Linked DNA regions of Homo sapiens: region 1 is linked to region 2. Evidence: chromatin loops called from intact Hi-C (ENCODE). Cell type or tissue: Caco-2. All regions are shown on one strand. Each heading gives the region's core, and the rest is flanking DNA. Links, peaks and the distances in the headings are about the cores only.

Region 1 (7,723 bases), core at 1,327-6,326, 54 kb after region 2:
TCTTTTCAGGTAATTTTGGGTATTCTTCTCTAATACTGTACTAAAACTTGACAAATGGTAGTTTCTTAAGGATTTCTTACAAGGGAGAAAATGAAACAATATCAATGAACTTTCTGTACTGTAAAATACACTGGTCTATCTTGCATTTTGAATGGAACTGTTATCCACACGTGATTTTGTAACATCATACATTTGTCCCTTGGAAAATATTCATAGATTGAGTTATGCAGATCTTCCAAATAGTGACAGATTTTATTATTTGTTATCAAAATCATTGCATTTATTAATATTACCACTGATCTTATCAGAAAGGTTCTTCAGTACTGGGAAGCTGTCAAGCTCATGGTGGCAAATACAAGTTGGCAAAAATTCTAATTTTCCTTTGAAAGCTGGAATTTTATTATTGGCAACAGATACAGTGAGTTTTCATTGAAGTAATGGGCTTACTTTATATATTTTCAAGAAAATCTTTGCCAAATAACCAGTCTGGAAAACCATCATCTGCCTTTCAGTCATTCATTCAAATAAAAAAATGGTGTTCCATGAAAACAGCAGGTGGTTCAGCTTGCAACATAATCACACAAGTTCTTTTTCTTTGCAGAACCATCATACATCAGAAGTGCTTCATGTGTACTTCCTATTTTGTCACATAGAATATTAAAGATACGTAAGTTCAAGGGTTGAGGTTTAATAACATTTATAATTGTTATTGCTTGGTTACAGACCTTGAGTGAAACTGCCTGTTGTTTATGTTTTGAACTGGTACTGGGTAGTGGTAAAAAACAAAATGACTATTCATATAGTTGGGTGCCTCTGCCATTATTCATGCTAAGACACCAGCAGTTTGACCCGCCATCAGTCCAAATGGCAACACAGTAAATAAGGCCAATAACATGATAGAATTATTATGGAAATAGCTTTGACCTTTTGGACTTGAGACCCCCAAGAGTCTGTGGACCAACTTTAAAAACTGCTGTTCTATTACATATTTTCCAAATGCCTGGTTTGCATTATCAGATTTACTCTCATACTGTAACCCCATTATACTTCATCAAGAAGTGGGGCTATGCTACCTTTCCTCCCTTATCCAAACACCAAAACTAACCATATAGGTATCTTTACATTTGCCACATTTTAGTAATTCCTTATCCCAGTTCGCCATGACGAACATGTAGACATGAGCTTAATCCAAGCTGTAACCATGGTTACTGTTTTCCCCAGGCTGGCCCTACTTGTTGGGCCACAGCTGGCTCGTACCTGCTGTCTTGCCCATTGCTGCCCACCCTGCCATTCTCATGTGAGCTAGCCTCGGCTTCCTGAGGTTCCCTATGAGGTATCCTGAGCTCTGCATGGACACATCCTTCTACTGAATTTTAGTGCCATGACAGTGAGAATATCACCCGCATCCCTTAGTTGCAGTGTCAGTGCTTAAAGGTATTTGCTGAACTTACAATCATATTGGGAAATGTGAGTATTAAAGTCAAAACACTTCTGGAACCTAAACTCATACCTATTGTACTGATTTTTACCAGATAAAGGAAATGATGACACTTATTAGTTGGCTTGGATTTTAAAATATAAAGATCGTATTGAAGGTAGATGGATAGGAGGTGAAGTATTTGAAATGCGGCATTGGACCTGGGCTTACAAACTCCAGGTGTGATTCCTCCTCTTACCAGCTCTTTCACCTTCTGTGAGGTGAGCTACCTCTTTGAGCCTTATTTTTCTTGTCTGTAGGAGAGTGTTAATATTTACCCGTAAGTGTTGTAGGGAAGATTAATCTCGTTTTGTAGATAGCAGCTACCATACTGTGTGGACATAGTAGATAACTATTTTAAAAATCATAATTTATAAATTTGGTAATTAGACATTTACAGATCTGATTTCAGCTGTCATATACGGTTGCATTATTATAGTGTGAATTCATGCCCCCATGATTTTAAAAAGTGGTGTTTTTGGCATGTGTGCATTCGCTGAAGTTGTAAAACACATTTTTTAAGTGTACAAGTAATGGACAGCAGATGAGAAACAGATTGCAAAAACTCTTTTCAGTATCCAAACATGACAGTAAACTCATATTGTTCAAAGAATAGGGCCCTTAATTGGGTGGGATTTTTATTTGATTTATGACCTGAGGCTAATACTGTGGCTTGGATATGTTCTAACCCCATGACTGTCTAATAGCTTACATATATGTTGGGTAGTAATGCCAGTGGATAGGTTTTATTCTGAGAACCTTCATTCTTAACTCAAATCTCAAAAATAGATGACAAGGCAGAAAATATTTGGGGTGATAAGATTGAATATGGAATAGAGCATCAATTGCTTGCTCTCAGATACTAGTCTTTTTTGTTTTTCAAGTAATGGAGAAACCATATATTATTTTCATCTGGGAGTGTCTGTTGTGTTTGCATGCACCAGATGAGCTGGAGAAGTTGTGGCCTGCAAGTAACATAAAGCAAATAAAATTTTTGCCAGACGGGGCATAACTAAATGCTTACCACCCTCCCTGAAAGTTAGTTACGTTTTGATCATTGGTCTGCTATATTGAATGCTGATTTTTTTTTCCAGTTTGACATGATAGTAAGTGACATTGCATTGTATAAAAAGGATATTTTTATTTACACACACTTAAAAATGGATCCTGGGTTTTAAGGAAATTTCCTTTTAAGCACATTTTGGCTCTGGTAAAATCTATTCTGAAGAACTTATAGGCAAATAGCTTTTGAGAATTTGGACTCATTAGCAGGGCTTATTTCTTTGGCTATATTTCCTGATAATAGTTTTCTGTAAGCTATGTGAATGTCAGAGAGCAGAAATAGTCAGAATTTTTCTTCTGAGCTCATTAGTGAATGCATACAGGATGAGGTAGCCTGAAACAGTTTGAGGTATAATCAGTGTCTTCTCACTCTCTCCTTTTCTTTCATCTCATTCTTTACCATGTTTGTTGGGCATTAGTTTAAAAGCCTAGCATTTAATAGGAACTTTGGCATATGTAAATATTTTCTAGGTTCAGTTTTAGCAAATCCGTTGCTCTCATGAAGACTGTAGAGAAAATGTTTGTACTGATTTAGGAATGTTAAGAATGTGGTGGGGAGTGGCTCTTCAGAATACTGCAGTGTGGTAATCATGTTTGTGGCTATGATTTTCTTGTTTTTGTTTTTTTTTTTGTCTTTGTTCTTTCATCTCAGCTTTTCAAAATCTTTAGAAAATATAAGATATTCCCATTTTAGGGTTTAGAAAATGACTCAAATATATGCATATAGTTGTGAAAGGTGTTGAGATAGCCTCAAATAATAAGCTATATCTTTTGACCATATTATAGGTGGGGTCTCTGCCTGGGAATGACCCACCCTCAAGCTGTTTGGCTCCTGTTAAAAGGACTAGAAGGGCTCTGCCAGAGGAACAAGGATGCTCTTCCTGGTGTGGCTCTTCTGTGGCATCTGGTTCAGGGCTGTGGTCCCACTCCCAATGGCAGATTTTCTTATTTTAGAGGGAGTGAGTCACATTCCTCAACCAGTGGATGAAAAATTCCAGCCATTCCAATTATCCACGCCTATGATCCCTTCTGTTTTACACAGATCATTGAGTCCCAACTCACTAGACCAAGACTCAGGGAAATCATGCTATGATCTTGGCTGTGCCATTGGCCAATTTTGTGACCTCAGGGAGTGTGTAAAATCTGGGTCTCAATTTCCTCATCTGTAAAATGAAGTAATTAGAAGAAAGGCCCTTTTTGATGACACAGTCTGTGACCTCTAACTGGTAATTTTTATAAGTATTCTCACAAGAAAGCTGTGGTTGCAAGAAACTAGAAATTAGTGGGATAAATGAGATCTAACATAGGCATCGATTAGCGTACTTCTTACCAAGTTTTAGAGGGCTCCAAGGAATATCTTGGGCTGTATATGTGATATAGCAAACTTTAAAGAGTTTGTGACTGTGACATTGTCCTCTCACAGAGTATAAAGCTGTTCAGTAACTATTTATGGAATGATGAATGAGTTTGCCTGATGCCTACTGGTATGAATTTTCCTTCTTGAACTTACTCTGGTACTAACCATTCTTTGTCTGAATATGATGATCTTTTCCATGCAGCAGTCACCAGTAGTAATGGACTTGACTGCCTGTGGAGCCCAGGCAATCTTTATAATGATGGATTGGGCTCTCAAGTGGGGGAGTAAAGCATTTTAAGTTGATGAAGACATTGCCCCTGCTCTTGAGAAAGAAACAAATAAGCAACTAATCATAGAGGCAAAATGAAATAATAGATGTAATCAAAATGTGAACAAGGTAATGGTGGGTGCGATGGAATAATAAATTAATTCTAATTGGAGAACTGAGGAAGGATTCATATGTGAGATGAAGAGTCATGAAGGTTGGACCTAGAGAGATACTCTCTAATATTAAACTAGAGAGGGAAAAATAAAAGGTAATTTCAGCAAAGGAGAAGGGCTTTTTGGATTAAAGCAGTAGTAGGACTCCAAATATGTCACTATAGGAAGGGCATGGAATATTTGGAGAAAAGTGAGTCGATGTAGAGAAACCAATAGGTGGCTATTGCTGTAGTGAGAGCAAGAGATGATGGTTAACTTGGCCCAGAGAGTAGTTGTAAGAGTGAAGGGAAGTGAACAGCTTGAGATAGATTTAGAAGATAAAGTCAATAGAATTTGTCGATGGATATCATAAGGGGGGTTATAGAGAGGGGTATAGATGAATCCTAGAATTTTGGCTCACACAAGTGGGAAACTATCACCATTTGCTATGAAAAAAAAACACCTAAGGTGTAGAATGCCATGCACTCAGTTTTGGGCATGTAGGTTTAGGCATCTATGTTGAGATGTAAGGTTGGAGCCCTCAGTAATAAGTCATGGTAGAAATGTGTTTGGGAGCCATCCAGGTTAAAGTCCTAGCGGTAGATGAGCTTACTGGAGAGAAAACAGAGATATGGAAAAGTAGAGTCATGTATCTAGGACTGAGTGAACATTGAGGGATTTGGATGTAAAGGCTGAGCAGAAGATGCTGATTGACAAAGGAAACTGAGAACTGGACATATGCATTGAATGGTGTGAATATAAGGGAGACAGCTTATGTCCGGATACCCATCTGGGAGAGAGGATGAGGAAATGCTGAGTAGGCCATGGTAAGGCAAGAGAATGGCAGAAAGACTTAATCATGGGTGTTATAAAAATTACTTAGGAGTGGTCTTAAAATTACTGGGGATATTTCTCTTTGATTAGAGTTCACTAGGCTGGAATCTTCATAAAAGCAGGGGCTGTGTTCCCTTGTTCATTACTGTAACTGCAGCAAGCTCAGTGCCTCTGCATAGAAATCACCCAATACATGATGTTGGCAAATGCTCAAATATTTGTTTTTTTTAAACTCAATTTTTTTACCTTAAATATTTTTTTTTACCTCAAATTCCTCAGATATCATGTGTTTTCCTTGACTCTGAATATTACCTCCATGCATATAACTTACCAATGTGTATGTCCTAGGTCTGACCTCTCTTCTGAGTTCCAGTCCCAGATTTTTAGCTGCCTGTTAGACTTCTTTACCTGGATCACTTGGAGGCATCTCACATTCAATTAAGGCAAATACTGAACTTGACTCACATTTTCCACCTTCCCATTCTGTCACTCATGCTTTCTTCTTTGTTACAGATCTTATAATGGACTCTCTTCTAGTCTAATTTTTTGTGTGCATGTGAATGTGTGTGCTTGTGTGTGTGAGAGCCTCTGCCTTCCATGGGGGAGTCACAAATAGTGAAAAAGGCAGTCACACATAGTGAGAAAAGGCAGCGCTTTCATAGAATCTTTATATTCCCACTATGCCTTATGCTGTGCCTTTCATGTAGTCACACTAAATAACAGTTTGGTTTAAATCAGGGTTTGTTAACAAGCCATATAAATTTTTGGACTCTGCCTTTTAGCATGTGAAAGACTTGTGAAGATTTCAAAGACAAATAAGAAAAAGTATGCCTAACGAGGTGTATATATAAAGAGAGTTAAAACATTGGTGATTCTTGTATGGACAGAAGAAAGCAGGGGATCATTTGATAATAAACCTACATTTCTGTTGTGGAAGGAGGTGTAAATAAATGAAAAGCCTTCTTTCAAGTCTATGAAGTCTTATTTACTGTGGAGGCATTCTAATCATTTCCCCAATCTGAAAGGACTGAATAAGCAGGAGAGAGAGGAGAGAGTTGGTCTGGAAATATTTTCCCCATGGTGAGCATAGCTCTAAAGGTCAATGGATGGACTGATGCAGTCAGCTGGTGACACTTGAATGGCCTTACCCAGCTGGCATCTGTTCTGATTGATTAGCGCTTCTGTGCTTTAGATTAGAAGTTATTATTGAAATATGTGTTTGGCTCACTTTGAATTCTTATTGACTCAGTTAGTTTACGTTTCATTTCAATTCTAGATTTTCCATCTCTGTTTCATACCTCTGTTGTCTCATGGACTGTTTAAAAACTAATGCTTTCCTTGAGTAAGATTCTCCAGAATGTCAGGCCCAGAAGTTGAATTTGACTCAACGTTTCCTGAAGATTGGACTTCTAAATTAACACTAAAAGTTTCCGAAGATATGTTTTTTAGTTACGTCATCAGCTTAATTTGTAACCCTTTTCATTCCAAATACATCTCTGAGGTAAGTCTTCTAGCACACTGACTTTTATTTACATTTAATTCGGAATATTCTTAGTGCTGTTAAGACACCTTTTTCATAAAAAAGACAATACATTCCGTCCTTATGGTTGGCAGAGTAACACCATCTGAAAGATGTCTACTTCCTAGTCCCTAGAACATTTGTATATGTGATGTTACATGACAAATGAGAATTAAGGTAACATATGAAATTAAGATTGGTCAGTTTACTTTAAGCTAGAGAGATTAACCTGGTGGGCTCAGTGTAATCACAGGGGTCTTTATTTGTGGAAGAGGGAAGCAGGAGAGAAGGTCAGACTTGACTGGCCATTTATGGTTTTGAAGTTGGAAGGGACCAAAGAGCTAAAGAATGTGGGCAACCTCTTCAGAAGGTAGAAAAAGCAAGTTAATGAATCCTCCCTTGGAGCCTCCAGAAAGGAATTCAGGTCCACTCACATCTTGATGTTCACCTAGTAAGATCCACGCCTGACTTCAGGCCTGCAGAATTAGAAGATAATAAATCAGTGTTATTGCAGTCCACTAAGTTGGTAGGTAATTTGTAACCGGAGAAATAGGAAACCAGTAGAACCCTTCTTTATTTCAGTTTGGTGATATGAATGTGTTGCTTCTTACATTCTAGATACCAGGCATTTATAATTTTTCCTAGAAGAGTTAGCCTATTTTTACTTTATAGGATCAAGGGCAACCATGTTTACTTTCATAAGGAGTAATTTTTTTTACCTATACAAAATTGGATAATTTGTTTTGCTATTGAATGTGATTATATCCACTTTTATCAATATATAATTATTATCTAAGTACATTTTGGCATAACTCACTATATATTTTATATAAAGTCACCTCTTATAACTTGCATAACAGTAACCCAACATGCTTTTGAGCTGTAAAAAGGAGAATATGTTCGAACATTCTTGTTTGAATGGTTTAGTAGTTACGACATTGGCATTGTTAGGAATGACAAATAGTCATTTCCTATTTGGTTTATCAGGGAACACTATTTCCTTGGTTGCAATAAATGTCCATACTGTCTATTGGTTTTCAACTTTTGGAATCAA
Region 2 (7,723 bases), core at 1,161-6,160:
GATAAAGAGTGGATGTATTGGTGGCTTCAGACAGGCAACAGGGGGGAATTTGTTTTTAATTTTAGGCATTTTAAACAGCACAGGCTTGTGGATTTAAAAAAATATTTGCATTAACACAACACTAAATATTGTAAGGGGCAAGGAAAGTTTACAGCAAAGCACATTTGCTTGGGGAGAAGGTTTCTATGGCTCTCCACTAGCTGTTACATGTTTATATCCTCCAAAACTTTCACTCTGGCTTTTTTCCCGGGAAAGAAATATCTGCCCTTTCCCATTCTTCTACCCTTAGTGTGTGTGGGTGGCTGTGCATCTCCATGGGGAGGACACGGAATAAAGCTGTGCAGCATGCTCCTTTGCTCCCAGAATCTCAAGCCAAAAGGAATTGTTCTGAATTGGCTGGGTCTTATTTTCTCAGTGCTATGCCTGGAAGGAGACAGGATCAGGGTGTGATGTGTCCTGAAAGCATAAACTCTTTATTAGCACAGATAAATCAGTTGGTTGGCTCAGTAGATTTTTGGGAGTGTTGGTGACATTCATTTCACAGGGATCTCAAATTATCCAGGAATTACCCAGACAGTAGATTATGATGCCCTGACTCTGGCAATATCTGCTGTTACTCCCCCTCCTCCCTGCTCCTGCATATGCATACAAGACTTCTATGCTTTTGCAGTGTGATGATATTGGGGAAGCTGCAAGGGTTTTAGTCTTTAAGTTTCTCAGAGCAAAAGAAGAATGGATACAATTTACTGTGTTGTGGGTGAGAGAGAACTGTGAAACCTGATTTAAAACAAAAGTGTGGGCCTGTGTCTTCAATAATCTGACTTTGTCTCCCTGTAGCATAAATAATTCCAGTTGTATAATTATGGCTATTCAGGTAATACCCTGTTATATTGCTCTGGAGTTATACTCCTTTTAAGATTTGCTAGTTAAAAGTTGTCACTTTATTCAGACTTTTGTTTTTAAAGTTAAATTAAAATGTTCTTAAGGTAGTTTATTCTCCAGGAGGCAGGATTAGCCTTTCTCAGTAGATATTTGGATCTATTTGGAAAGTTTTGATTTTTAAAATTAAGTCTTTGAGTGTATCAAGTTAAAGCATAATGTATTCTAACATCAACTTATTTTTTATGAATCCCAAAATATTTTGCTACATATTCTGCAATTGGAAAATGGCATCTCGGAAGGATTAAAGTTCCATATGCTAAAGGAGACACCAAACTCTGTAAAATATTTCAAAAGGCTTATTCTGAGCCAATATGAGTGACCATGGCCTGGGGAACAGTCTCAAGAGGTCCTGGGAAGGTGTGCCCAAGGTGGTCAGGTTATAGTTTGGTTTTATACATTTTAGGGAGACAGAAAGTGTAAGTAAAATAATAAATTAATATATGGAAGATGTACATTGGTTTAGCCTAAAGAACTGGGATATCTTGAAGTAGTCGGGAGTGGGGGTTACAGGTCATGGGAGGATTCAAAGCTTTTCTAGTTGAAAATTGGTTGAAAGAGTTATGCTTTTTCTAAATGAAGTCAGTAGTAAGAAATGTTTGAGTTAAGATAAGGGGAGTTATATAGTCCAGTGTTCTTGCTGTGTAGATGAAGCCTCCAGGTAGCATCCTTCAGAGAGAATAGATGATAAATGTCTCTTTTTGAACCTTAAAGGTGTCAGACTCTCATCTAATCTCTTCTAGATGCAGGAAAGACCTAGAAAGGGTCTTTCCTTTAAATAAGAGATTAAATGAGAGACCTGGCTGTATTAGCAGACATTCTCTACATATGCAAATTTCCCTTAAAAGAGAAGGCTTTATAGGGTCATTTCAAGATATGAAAAAATATATGTCAAATAAATATATGTTGAAGTAAGATATTTTGATTTCCTTCAGGGTCTACATGTGACTCTATACCAGAGTCAGGTTGGAACTTGGTGTCTTATTGCCACAAAGCGTCTGTTTTTTCAGTCTTATGATGCCAATTTCAATGTTAATGCTGGCCAGTTATGCCTAAACTCCCAGAGAGAAGAGGTTTAAGGAGGTTTGTCCCACCTCCCTTCCCATCGTGGCTGGAAATTCAGTTTTTCAGGTTTCTCTGGAGTCCCCTTGGCCATGAGGGACATCCATTCAGACAGTTGGGGGGCTTAGGATTTCATTTTTGGTTTACAAGTAGTACTAAACAATTATTAAATCTGTTCTTCTTAATGTAATATGGCAAATATTTACAATGATTTGTTAAGTAGTCTATCGGCATTATTCTGACTTATTGTTCCCTTGTCCTTTTTATGGAGTCTCCCTCTGTTGCCTAGGCTGGAGGGCAGTGGCACGGTCTTGGCTTACTGCAACCTCGACCTCCCATGTTAAAGCGATTCTCCTGCGTCAGCCTCCCGAGTGGCTGGGATTACAGATGCACACCACCATGCCCAGCTAATTTTTGTATTTTTAGTAGAGACTGGGCTTTGCCATCTTGGCCAGACATCTTGGTCTCAAACTCCTGACCTCAGGTGATCCACCCGCATTGGCCTCCCAAAGTGCTGGGATTACAGGCAGGAGCCACCGTGCCTGCCCCTTGTCCTTCATAGAACCACTTTGATATGTTAGTCTACTTCAGGACAGGTGCCTCTTCTCTCTCTAGATAGAAGGAGAAACATCATCTCCCCACCTCTGAGCACCCTAAGAACAAATACATGGCCAGTGGTTCCAATCCATGTTACAGCTGTCCAACAATTGGAAGTATTTATTATTTACATAACAGTATTTCTAGTATATAAAATTCAGTTGATATATGCTTGATACAATTTACTCAGATTTTTGAAGATTCCAAAGACATTTTACAATGTACACTGAAAATGATTGTTCCCAAACTGCATTTCCTGCTTTTCGAAATCATTTCTCTCATACCATCCCTCCAGCAGCGGTCAGAGAATTGAGTAGCACTTTTTTTTGGCAGAATAATTCTATATCCAGGTCAGTGAGAGTTTTCTTGTTCATACTTTGATGTTTTGTAAATACAAAACAAAATTCTTATTCTGATCTCAGTCCTGTTAGGGGAGTGGTTAGCTCAGCATGAGTCCTAATGTATCAGAGATGAAGGGAAATTGGTTGGGAGACTACTCCTGGGACCAGGTGAGAAGCAGCTAGTGTCATTCCGAATGTGCTACAGAGGAAGAAATCCTTGTAGCCCTCTATGGTACTTACTTAGAAACATCCTATTAAAATTTGCTACATAGTTAAAACTGACATTTTGACCCCTGTCTAAGAAAGTGGGGAAACCCTTGTCATGAATAATGCTATGTACAGCAGCAGATTAGGACTTCTACCTTTTATCTCGCTTTCGACTCTAAGGTAGCATTCCATTCTCTGTCACTTTGGTTAAAATGTTACTTTGGAAGGCAGAGGTCATTTGGAGATTGTCTCGTGGTATGTAAATAAAACTAATATAAAAAGTCTGTTTTAAAGTTATACGACCTCTCCTGTTCTTCCTCATCTCCTTTATAAGGTTTATAACTTGCAGACTTTTAGCATCAGTAAGATTATAATATGTAAGATATATATAAACAACGAAAGGAAGAAAATGGGAAAGCAGTCCCATATTCTTAATGTTCTTACTATATACATGTATGGACTAATTCGGACAAAGTCTCCAATTATTTTAAAATATACTGATCCACTTTTAAAAATCCATTTGCGTACATCCCATATCTAAAAGTTGTGTAGGGTATAGGAACAACAACAACTATATAAATCTATATCTATATCTATATATATGTGCAAGCTTGCAGGATATCGCAAAAATGAATTGAGTGGATCTTTGATGGTTAAGGTTGAGTCTGTTCAAAGCCTATTGACTTTTAAACCAGGAGTCTCAGACTCAGATCATTTCAGGAGTTAGACAAGTAACTGGTGAAATATGCATCTGTTGCATTTTAGACAGTGAGAATTTCCTTCATTTCTACACAGATGTCATATTGATTATTCTTGAAATATGAGATCTTCTTGATCTGTCTTCTGTTTCTTATTTATAGGAGTATGTGCAGAGAAATACACACTATTTGGTGTGAGATGTGAGATACTAAATGTTGTAGACACTGGGATGTCCCAGCTCAGCAGCAGCTGGTTGTTGCCTCGATGTAGAATGCAGGCCACCAGTGGCCCGACTTTTGCTTTTACCAGATGAGATGGCAGCCTGGTTCTTTTGCAGTTTGGCCTGATTTTTAAGCAACAGGAACAACAACAAACCATATAGCCCAAGGAGTATAGACCTGTAGGTGGACTGCATCAGCCTGCGGGTGCCCAGTTTGTGATCTCTGGTGAAACGTTAGATAGGAGACTGTCTTTTCTTCCCAGTTATGTTTAGTTTAGAACAAAAATTGGATGGGAAATTCTCAAAATTTACAAATACATTTCTTTGATCTTCTTAGCTTTTCATAGATTGGTTTGCTTTGTCAACAAAAATTTACAACTTCCAATTTTCTTTGCAATTGTCTGTGCATGTATATATCTGTATTTTGTTAATATGTATTTATAAAGTTAAGTGTGTATTCCTCTTATTGATATTTTAAATATTTTAAATTTATTTTAAACTCACTGAAGTAAGACATGTAAAACTGCATGTATTACAAGGTTTTTAACAAATATCAGCAATGCCATGCCCCACCCACCCCTCCCTACTCTTTGGAAGCAACCACTTTCAACTTGTGTTTCTTCTCATTTATCAGCAATATGCTTGAGTGAATATTTCTTGATTTTTAATATTAAGACCTTTTCAGGTGATCTATGATAAATAATAGTTTAGTTCTTTTTTATTTTTTCTTCCCAGTTCCCATCCCTCATTCTCTCTTCCTATGCATCCTGCTTCATTAATTAAAAATGTTGGTGAGATCAGTATTCAGTTTTTGTATTAGTATGATGATAAAATATTGTTGAAAGCTGAGTCACACAGGATACTTGTACATGTATTTTTTTTCTCTTTCCCTGGTTTTATAATGGTTTCATTTTGTTTGTTTAGTGATATTTCTTTAAATATATTTCAGACATGTCTGGTCAATTTCTGGGAAAGGATTCTCAGGAGATATATTTTTTTTGACATTTATGTCTGAAAATGTCTATTCTTTACTCATGCTTTATTACAAAGGTTTGAAATTCTAGGTTGAAGTCATTCTCTTTCAGAATTTTGAAGGCAGTATGCTATTATTTTCAGTTTTCAGTATTATTGTTGAGAAGGCCACCTTTTACCTGCCTTGTACCTCCAAGCCTCTGCATTTTCCGCCTCCAGTTCTTTGAAATTTCATGATGTCTGTGGGTTTTTAAACCATTTATTGTCCTGTGCACTTTGAGCATTTATTAGAGCCTTTCAATCTGTAGATTTTCAGTTTTGGGAAACATTATTTCTTTATCCTTCGCCTATTCTCAAGACACACAGTTTTTCAGTTGTTCTCTTTCTGGTTCTGTTATTGCGTTTTGGACCTTCTGGAGCACTCTTCTAATTTTCTTTTTTTTGGCCACCTATTTTCCCTTTCTTTGTCTTTTTGTTGTATTCTCTGTAACATTTTCTAAGGTTTATCTTAACTTTCTATTGACTTTAAATTTTGCCATCAAAAGTTTTATTTTTAAGAGCTCTTTGTTGCTTTATGAACTTTGTTTTATTCCTTTTAAGCATAGCTATTGTATGGGTGCAATATTTGTTCATTTCTCTGAGGGTATAAAAGTCTTTTTGAAGTTTTCTTCTGCTGTTTGCCTTATTGATCTTTCCTTAGGGTTATTTATTTTTTCTTTTTATTTATGTTAGTCTCCTCTGGCTTTTATGGTACAGGATTCCCACAAATGCTGGGTGAACCTTACATTGTTCATATTTGAGTGAGTCTCTAGTCTGTCCTTCGTGATTGGTGGTGGTTTTCCCTGTGAGGTAATTCTGTGTCTTGTTGGGCCCCTTAAATGTCTAGATTTATAGGTTTGGATTTTTTTTTTAACTGATTCGTGTCTCTATAGAGCAGCAGTTCCTTAACCATTAGTCTCATGACCTTTTTACACACTTAAAAATTGAGGACTTTATAGACTAGTACTGTCCAATAGAAATATAATGCAAATCAAAAATACAAGCTACATATGCAATTTAAAAGTTTCTAGTAGCTACAGTAAGTTTAAAAACGTAAAGCTGATATTTCCCAATAAATCCAAAATATTTTTAACATGTAACTAATATAAAAATCGAGCAATATTACATTTTTTTATACTGTCTTTAAAATCCAATATATATTTTATACTTAGAGTATATCTCAATTCAGACTAATCATATTTCAAGGGTTCAGGGGCCACATGTGACTAGTCACCACCATGTGGACAGCCCAGCTATGGAGCTTCTGTTTATGTGAGTTATATCTACTAATATTTACTGTATTGGAAACTAAAACTGAGATATTACAAAAATAGTCACTTCATTTTAAAATAATGCCAAAACTCACTTCATGTTAACACAGTGATATGGTCTAGGTCTGTGTCCCCACCCAAATTTTATGTTGAATTGTAATCCCCATTGTTGGAGGTGGGGCCTGTTGGGGGATATTTAAATCATGGGGGCAGTTTCTCATGAGTGGTTTAGTACCATCCTCTTGGTGCTGTCCTGGTGATAGTTCTCACAAGATCTGGTTGTTTAAAAGTGTGTGGTACCTCCTCATTCTCTCTCTCTTGCTCCTGCTCCTCCTCCCGCTTCACCTTCTGCCATGATTGGAAGCTTCCTGAGGTTTTCCCAGAAGCAGATGCTTGTGTTATGCTTCCTCTATATCCTGCAGAACCATGAGCCAATTAAAACTCTTTCTTTATAAATTATGCAATCTCAGGTATTTCTTTATAGCAATGCAAGAACGGCCTAATACACGCAAATTACTCACTTTTATGTGAGGTAAATGTTTTTCCAAGACAGAATTTATTAAGAGTGGTGTTTTACATTTTTGCAGATCTTAATGTTTGTCTTAATGTAGAAGATAGTTAGATCTTCATATCTGCTTTAGCGTTCAATCTTTTTTTAATATGTTATTTTTCTTTTAAGTATAGAAAGAAATTCTGGCCCTCACAAACAGGTAGTTGGAAAAGGGATGAATATTTTCATAGTCTTTTCAGATAATTCTGGATGTTCTCCTTTGATACTACACCAAAACTCAGCAATTGGTGGTTTCTTAAAGGTTAGTTGCAATGCGGAATCTAAAATCATATCAATGCTTTTCCTATTCTGTCACATTAAAATCCATTTGTCTGTCTTGTCCTTTGAATGCCTCTTTTATACATGAATGAGTTTGTAACTTGTTATAACACACATTGGTCATTTGAAAAACATTGGTTGACTGACTTATGCTAATCTTCCAAACGCTGACACATCTCATTGTACAGTATTAAAATATCATATTTGCTTATCACCATCAGTCTCATCAGAAAAATCAGAAAAATTGGGAAATTGTCAAGCTCAGTGTGGTGTATAGTTTATCCAAACCCCAACTTCTGCTTGAAAGTTTGAATTTTACGTTGGCAATGAGCACTGTCAGTTGTTATCCTTGAAGCGACAGGCTTACTGTGTTTACTTTTTAGACAGCGTCTGCCAAATACCCAAATCTGAATAACCGTGGTTTCTCTGTCAGTCAGTTTTTGAAGTGAAAATGCTGTTCCATGAAAAAACTACTGGTTCAGTTTGACAATGAAAATAGTGCATGCATTTTTTTTCCTGAAGGTAACTCTCATACTTTGGAATGCAG

The links. Peaks named below come from ENCODE experiments on the same cell type or tissue, not always from the same donor. Only the 100,000 strongest peaks of a DNase experiment are listed, where the experiment ranks them.
Region 1: it touches region 2 in a loop (5-fold over the local background); 3 of 110 quality-filtered maps call a loop at or near these places.

The regions. Positions count from the first base shown.
Region 1 is chr2:204,661,952-204,669,674 of GRCh38, forward strand. All of the region lies in intron 1 of PARD3B (par-3 family cell polarity regulator beta), which reads left to right. It overlaps LOC124907968 (a long non-coding RNA gene), which reads right to left. Exons shown (of 2, transcript XR_007088057.1): 2 at 6,912-7,145. Among named protein-coding and RNA genes, the nearest start is that of PARD3B, 120 kb to the left of the region's middle. RefSeq lists an enhancer at 2,777-3,344. In Caco-2, for the core only: no CTCF peak of the experiment used is centred there; a DNase peak (open chromatin) is centred at 3,510.
Region 2 is chr2:204,608,111-204,615,833 of GRCh38, forward strand. The region is part of intron 1 of PARD3B (par-3 family cell polarity regulator beta); the gene reads left to right. Among named protein-coding and RNA genes, the nearest start is that of PARD3B, 66 kb to the left of the region's middle. In Caco-2, for the core only: no CTCF peak of the experiment used is centred there; a DNase peak (open chromatin) is centred at 3,131.